Linked DNA regions of Mus musculus: region 1 is linked to region 2. Evidence: chromatin loops called from intact Hi-C (ENCODE). Cell type or tissue: heart. All regions are shown on one strand.

Region 1 (4,000 bases), 120 kb after region 2:
TTTCTCTTTAGTGACTATTTATTACTTTTGTAAGAAAAAACTTCAAAATGTTAATATGATTTGAAAAGAAAATATAACAGCCTGAGAGAAGAGCAAAATTATAGAAAAGTTTTTGTAAACTATAAGATCCTAAGTACATGTGTACTTTTAAAAATCCAATACCAGCCTGGTCTACAGCCACTTGAAGGCCAGCCTGAGCTATGTATTGAAACTCTGTATCAACACAACAGGAACAACAACAACAAAAACAACAAGACAACAGAGAGGATAATTCATGCCCCAATCGGTAAGAAAAGGAAATGAATCAAAATGTTAACTAGTAAGTGGGAGGAGGTCCTCTAGAAGGAAAATAGAATGGAGAAGAAATCCAAACCAAAGATCAACCAGTGAACTCTTCACTCTTAAAAGGGTAGGGAGAAGGAAAGAAAGTTAAAAAGGTCTCCCCCTAGATTTGGGGGGGGGGGGGCGGCGGCGAGGATATAAAACAGAGTACAGGTTTAATTAAAAACCCATTCCAATTTTAAATCTGTTTTCCATAAACTCTGGGTTCCCAAGAAGTGTTCATAGTTTAGTTCTGACACTAAAAAAAAAACAAAAAAACAAAAACTAAGATAGTTTTGTTCAACATCTTTTAGTTCGAGAACAATGATAAGCATTAAATTACCTTTTATTTTATCTCGAAGTTTAATTTCCCCTCACGAGCAAACACAAGTCGGTTTACAACTGAAGCAACACAGGAGTTCGTGAATAACTAGACAACGCTCCTAGGTCTTTGCACAATTTTGCTTTAGTAAGAAGGCCATACTCTTGAATACGACGTCCCTGGGTTCAATCCCGGCTCACTTATCTAAGTTATTTAAACCTCTGCGTCTCGGTTTCCTCTTCTAAAGCAACAAAGAATACAATAACCAGGGTTATCTTAAGAAGTAAATGGCGTGACACCGGTGCTAAGTTCGTATCATGTAGTCAGAACGGTTTGTAAGCTGTTTAAAAGAGAAAGCCTGCAGCTCTTTAACCAAATGAAAAAGATCCACACCACGACTTACAAGTCACAAAAACGCCAGGCACGACTAACACACGGCGTTATTATTTTTCTTCCCTGCCGCGTTGGAGGTTTGGGATTTTTGGTTTTGGTTTTTTTTTTTTAATTTTTAATTTTCCTTTTCTTTGCCAGATCTTTCCGCTAGGAGTCTGAAACGGGGGTTGGGGGGATGTAACGCAACCCAGCACAAAGTTTTACGAAATCGAAGTGCAGAATCACAACAGACATGGCAGCGGAGGCCGCGCAGAACAACAGGTGAACCAACTCGCAGGGACGGAGGGGGAAACCCGGCGCCTTCCCGCAGCCAAGTTGGCGGGCGGGCCGAGCACTTCGCCCGGCCTCCGTCCCCGCACTGAACACGCTTCGTTCTCGTTCTCTAGCAGGGTCCCGAGACCCAGTCCCCGCAGCAGCCGCCGCGCAGCTCCGGAGCGGGAGCAGAGCACCGTTCCCATTTAAGGCTTCCAGAAGCGTCCCCGGAGTGGTGCGAAGGCGAACAAAAGGGCAAGCGCGGGCGGGCCGGGCCGCGGGGCCGGGGGGTCTCTCCCGCAGGCCCCGCGGAGGCGCGTCGCGGCCTCCCCTGCGCCGCCACCGTCGCCCCCAAACTTCGCCGGCCTCCCGCGGCGCACCCGCACTCCGTCGCCACCCGCCAACTCACCGGGATCCCGAGAAACTCATCCTCCGGCGCTCGGCGCGGGCGGGCACGGACAGCCGCGGGGCGGCGGGGCCCGGCTCGGCCTCCGCCCTCGGCGTGCAGCGGCCCGGGCCCGGTCGCCCCTCGCGCGGCCGTACAGTCGTCGTCTCGCGCGGGGCCGACGCGCGGGAGCTCGAGCCTCCCTCCCCGCCCTTCCCTCCTCCCTCCGCCCTCCTCCTCCTCCTCCTCCGCGCGGCGGGCAAGCAGATTCCAATCTCTGCCGCCTCAGCCGCGGAGGACGCTCGCTCGTTCGCGGGGCGGGGGAGGGGCAGCGGGGGAGGGGGGAGGGGCGGCTCGGGCGAGCAAGAGGCGCCGGCGCGCGCGCACTGGGAAGGGCCCGCCAGCTCTGCGCGCACCCGCGCCGGGGCGCCGGCCCCGCCCCGGACACGAACCGAGCCGAGAGCTCGGCGGAAGCGCCCGAAGGGCCCGTGGAGTTCGGCGCCCCTCTGCCGGGAAGGAGGCCCGGCCGCCGGCACGGGGGCGCCAGGTTTGCCGAGGGGAGGGGGTCGCCCCTCAGCGCACGCCGCCGCCGCCACCGCACGCGTGACGGAGGGGCCCACTGGGGCAAAGCTGCGTGAAGTGGACGATGCGGGCACACTCCTTCTAGAGCCGGAGCTCGGGCTCCACGGGAGAAGCGGCCCGGTGGCTCCGAGGGCACCGAGGCTCCCGGTGCGGGATCGGTTGCCCGTCTCGTAGTTGTGGTTGCAAAGAAAGATGTAAGGCACACTGCATTCATTACTCACCCCCTCCCTTCCCCGTCCCCCGGTGCTCTCTGGTTCTGGCCCGCCGGGAGGAACGTGGAGGTGCACGCGTTCTCCGGATCACGTAGCGAAAGCCTGGTTTCGGCCCGGGGGCCCCGCCGCTGGGGTGGCTTGTGATCCGCGGGCCTGCGAATTCCTCGGGCGTAAGATAAGGAGCGGCGAGAGCCGGCTGAACTGAAGTCAGCGGACTATAAATACGACTCTCAATCCACCTTTGGCTCAGCCGAGTGACCTCGGATACCCTCCCGAGGCTCTTTCCATCCTTTTAGAAAAATGCAAAGAACTGTCACTACCTCTTTTCTCCCTTTCCCCTCTCATTCGCCATGCAAAATGCCCTTAAAAGTATTCAGTGGCCTGTGGATGAAGAAGGAAAAGATAATCCCTTTTTAAACCAGTCGTTAAATATATAACCTCTTCCGTTTAAGTATTTCAACAAATATTTCGTATTCGTTCTGTTAATTCACTTTTCTGAGAAAACTATAAATCTCTTGGGAAATTGTTTAAAATAGACAGAAGAAAGAGTGAAGGAAGAAACTGTGCCAGGCACTTCATACTTGTGTATTTACACACATTCTGGCCTGGAGGGAAAAAGCAAAACAAAACTTAGATCCCACGGTATTCCCTCATATTCAGCTGAAAATATGTACAGTCCCTTATATTCTAGTTTTAACTAACTGTCCTTCGTGCCCCCTTTCTCCTCCGTCAGCTTTTGCCTTTAGGGCCATCAGTGCCTCCATTGTCTTTTGTTACATTTGAGTCACATTCTCTCGTCTTTTTTCTGAGCTGTCTGGGTCTTGAGTCATTGCAATATTCTCACTGCACTGAAGGAATAGTGTGATATCAGAGAGGTTTCTTGCATCCACTAAAAATGGTGACTTTTCTTTCCGGATATTTCTATATACCACCCCTCTTGAATTTGAAAAGAAAGAGCAGACCTTTTGTTCTAAGAGATTTGAACTCGTTGGCCAAAGGCCTTATGCCTATCCATGTGTTATGACAGAGAAGACCATGGCAAGTGAACCAAATGGTGTGACTTCTGCATCCTAATTTGATTTGCGGGCTAGAATCAGTCTGTGAAATAGACAAGAATCTCAGGTTGGAGCTTTAGTGTACCAAGACTGGAATACACACACTGGTGTTGCCTGATTTGAGTTACATGCTACTGAAATAAGAGCAAAGTGGGCACGGAGCTTTATTAAGTCATAGCTTTCTTCTCCACAAAAAAAAGATCCTTTTCAAGTGTTTGGGACTGTAGCTTGGCTTTCTCACGTTCTCCTTAAATCAACTCACCTAGTACCCAGACTTAACTCCTTAGCACATCACAGTCCACAGCCAAGTGAACTGGGCCAGGACATGGTTTGCTTTTGGGTTCCTGGCATGTATCAGCATGCCAGCCTGTTTCTCCGGTTTGCCTGCCCACTAAATGAACAGAGCCAGAAGCCCAAGGAGACATCTGGACACGTATGGTCTGGCCCCCAAAGTCAAAGGCAACACTTCAAGGTCCAA
Region 2 (4,000 bases):
TCTGTCCCTCAGGGTTTGGAGTCTCATGTCTCGACATGTTCAAGGTGGCACGCAGATGCCACTTCCTGGGATAGCCTCTGGGGCTCCACTTTTCAGGTATTCTCCCCATTCCTCTCCCCTAGCAGCCTGATTCACAGTGGCGGGGCCTGAGGCTCACAGTGCTTGAGTCATCTACCCTGGGTCACAGGCACAGAGAGCTGGACCCTTGCTTTCATACCTAACTCTCAGAGTGGAAACTGTCGGATCTGTAGGGTAAACGGCCAACATCCCCCTCCTACCCCTACCACCCCCCCGCCCCAGCCTCCCCACTACATAGAAAAGGGACTGTAACAGAATTCCCAGACAAATCCCCTGGACCAGGTTTCTGTCTGCTTCTGACTCTTTTAGGGGAATAGCTGTTGGGAGCTTTCTGGAAAGCAGGCCTGGCCATGGAGAGGCTGCCTCGTGAGAGGACATATGTGCTGTTTCGTGAAGAAGGGGTGGGTCTGGTGGTGTAGGGAGAAAGGGGTGTCCTGTTCATCCCTAGTTTTACCACAGGCTCACAAACACAAGGCGACTGTTCACGGAGGCAGTCAGTCCTACCATCTACCTCTGACTTCAGGACCAGGGACCAACCCTCTCTCTTCCCTAGAGCCACCAGGAGCAGGTCCCAGTCTCCAAAGGAAAGATGGAGGAGCTTGAGGGGCCAGAAGGGAGGAGTCCTGGTCCTTGTTCTTCATTCCCCCTGGGTGTGGAGAAGGTCTGTTTGTTCCCTTAGCCCCTGGGATTAGAGGACCCTCCATCTTTCCCTAGGTGGAGTTGTGCCAGACTCTAGGGACTAGAGGGGTTTGTGCATAGTGAGCTGGGCTCAGGAATACCCAGGTCACCCAAGCTAGGGCTCCTGCCTTCCGGGGTTTCCTTTTCATATCCCAAGAAGCTTGGACCCCACCATCCAAGTTATTGAAGTATCTAGAGAGCCTGGTGGGAAAGGAAGGAAACACAGCAGCTTCCTGGGCTGACTGCTTCCCAAGTTCCTGTGACAGGAGGCGGAAGTGCTGCTCAGGTCCTTGGGCAGAAGGGGAAGGGGGTTGTGGGGGGATCCAGGCGCTGTGTTCCACTACTCCATCAACAGAGTGGGGGGCAGGGTTGGGGGAATGCAGCATCGGCATCAATCATTAAAGTCTCTGCTGTTAGAGCCAGGCCTCCTGCTTTCTATTTGGGCCCCCCAATTCCATAGGTCAGGGGCCAGGCAGGCTCTGGACTCACAGGGATAAGAGCTTTTGGAAGAACGGTAAAACAAAACAACTTGGTGCCTCCACACCCTGCGTGCCCAGGCTGCCAGGTCCCAGGGCAGAAGAGGGACCTGGTTAGCTGTTTCCCAAGCCCCTGGAGATCCTGCAGAGGCAGGGCCAGCAAACTAGCAAGGAGTACCTTGGTTCTTCCCAGCTCCTTTTTGTTTTTCAAGACAGGGTTTCTCTGTGTAGCCCTGGCTGTCCTGGAACTCACTCTGTAGACCAGGCTGGCCTCGAACTCAGAAATCCACCTGCTTCTGCCTCCCGAGTGCTGGGATTAAAGGCATGCGCCACCACCACCCGGCTCTTCCCAGCTCCTTGGTGGGGTTGTGTATAGAGAATATGGACTCTCCAGACCCAAGTCAGCTGCTCCAGAGAGGCTGGGTCTGTGGTAGAGGCCATGCTGAACCTGAAGAGATGGGCTGTCTTCTACTTTGATTCCATTCAGAGCCTCAGATCTCATAGTTGGAGCCTGGTGTTCTCTGTCCTGACCCACCCCCATGTAGAGTGTGATTTTATAACGTTACTCCCAGTAGCAGGCTCCACCTAATGGAAGGAACACTAGGGACTATCGTAGCTGCTAGCTCAAGGCCCAGAGCTGTTCAGCACATAGCTAGAGGACACACAGCAGCAGAGTGGAGCCAACACATATACTCTTGTGCCTGTTCTCGCTCTTGAGCACAGGGTTCTGGGTATAGGCAGAACCCCACAGACCAGTGCTGAGCCCTCTAGGCTCACGGTCAGGGAGTCCCAAACCCAAGCTGCCTGTTAGATGGGCTTTGGGCTTCCTGCGGAGACACAACACCACTCCACTACTCCTGGTTCAAGGAGGAGTACTTCCTTGGGCTGTCACATTAACAGCTAGATGCAGGCCTCAGAAAACATGGCTGCCAGACGGGGCAGCCTCCAGCTGAAAGGAACCTGAAGAGATGGGCTCTTTGGCCAGCAAAGACGCTCTTACAAAGGCAGCTTCACAGCCCAAGCACATCCATTATGTAGAAAGCACCAGCCCCTCCCTGCAACAGGCCCTGTCAGCCTCCCCACAACCCCCTTCTGTGTCTCCAGGGATTCGGCCTCTGCACATTTCCAGGAGTGGGAGGAGGGCCTGACTCAAGGTCACCAGAGTCCAGGAAGGAAAGGGGAGGAGAGTTTCAGGTTTCCCAGCTCCGGCTCAGGCTCAGCATCCCCTCCTGTGTGTGCCACACAGGGTTGGGGACAGACCCTACCTCACTTTTGACTGGCACCTTATCCTCTGCACAGCTTGCAGGTCTCCTCATGGGAGGTGCAGAAGAAGGAGCAGGCCTGAGGCAGGGCAGTGAGAACAATGGGGCACTTGAGCATGTCTAGCCCGAGGCACATGCCGAGGGCCCACCAGGAGCTGCCAAGAGCTGGAGGAAACCAAAGCAAAGGTTAGGAATTTTCCCAGGACTTCGAGGCTGCCTGCCTGTGCTATGTCAAGCACGGAGTTGCCAAGGAAGGGAAGAGCCAACAGCAGTGTGGCAGCTCAGAAGAGAAAGTTCCTGGGCAGGAAGGGTGGGCAGCATGGCTTTCAGGTCAGGAGCGAGAGCTGGAAAGTCCCGTCACTGCAAGCAGGCTGGATCAGGTCAGGGCATGTCAGGCACGCCAGCCCTCCTGGGCTCGTGAACAAGCTCCAAGGTGTAGGGCTTGTTTAGACTTGTTCTGAGGTAGTCTGGACTAGATAATTCCTTATTGTTGGAGTATGGTATCAGCCTTGTGCATCCCAGGACATTCTCTGGTCCATGACATTCTCCCTGTCTCTCTGTCCTGTGTGTGTGTGTGTGTGTGTGTGTGTGTGTGTGTGTGTGTGTGATTTCAGCTACACTGATGGGCCTACACACCCCTTGTCTCTGCCTCCCCAAATGCTGGGGAGTGCATGCTTCCATGCCTGGCTGACATGGATGCTGACAATGCAGACTCAAACTCTTTTTCTTTTTTTTTTTTTTTAAAGATTTATTTATTTAGTTTAAGTATATGAGTGCACTGTAGCTGTACTGATGGTTATGAACCATCATGTTGTTGCTGGGAATGAAGGTTGATCGCTCCAGCCTAAAGATTTATTTATTATCTAAGTACACTGTAACTGTCTTCAGACGCACCAGAAGAGCGAGTCAGATCTCATTATGTATGGTTGTGAGCCACCATGTGGTTGCTGGGATTTGAACTCAGAACCTGCTGCAGACTCAAGCTCTTGTTCTTCCCATCGAGCCACCTCCCTAGCCCCAATTGTGACATTTGCATAATTCCTATTATGTATTTGATTGTATTCACACCCTGTTGCCCTCTCCGCTGCTCTCCCTCCCTCCCTTGTCCTGTCATCTTCCTCCTCTTCTGTTTCTGTCTTCAGTTCCTCTTTGTTTTTAGGTCTTGGTTGTGCATATGAGGGATTTGTTTTCCTGAGTGTGGCTTATTCCCTCCCCCCATTTTTTTAAAGATTTATTTACTTATTATATGCGAGTACACTGTAGCTGTCTGTCTTCAGACGCTCCAGAAGAGGGTGTCATATCTCATTATGGATGGTTGTCCTCTCCAGACCAGCTCACTCTGGCCCAAAGATTTATTTATTTATTTTATGTACCATTACAGATGGTTGTGAGCCACCACGTGGTTACTGGGATTTGAACTCAAGACCTTTGGAAGAGCAGTCAGTGCTCTTAAGTGCTGAGCCATCTCTCCAACCTGGCTTATTTCCCTTAATAAGATGATCTCTA

The links. Hi-C counts contacts between places; a loop is a spot of excess contacts. Peaks named below come from ENCODE experiments on the same cell type or tissue, not always from the same donor. Only the 100,000 strongest peaks of a DNase experiment are listed, where the experiment ranks them.
Region 1: it touches region 2 in a loop (2.0-fold over the local background); 1 of 42 quality-filtered maps calls a loop at or near these places.

Annotation. Positions count from the first base shown.
Region 1 is chr14:34,500,698-34,504,697 of GRCm38, forward strand. It overlaps Bmpr1a (bone morphogenetic protein receptor, type 1A), which reads right to left and starts at 1,849. Exons shown (of 13, transcript NM_009758.4): 1 at 1,698-1,849. In heart, no CTCF peak of the experiment used is centred here; DNase peaks (open chromatin) are centred at 2,124 and 2,504; H3K4me3 peaks cover 3,205 bases; H3K27ac peaks cover 3,837 bases.
Region 2 is chr14:34,376,344-34,380,343 of GRCm38, forward strand. The region is part of intron 1 of Mmrn2 (multimerin 2); the gene reads left to right. Among named protein-coding and RNA genes, the nearest start is that of Mmrn2, 2.8 kb to the left of the region's middle. In heart, no CTCF peak of the experiment used is centred here; DNase peaks (open chromatin) are centred at 978, 2,358 and 2,718; H3K4me3 peaks cover 2,477 bases; H3K27ac peaks cover 2,937 bases.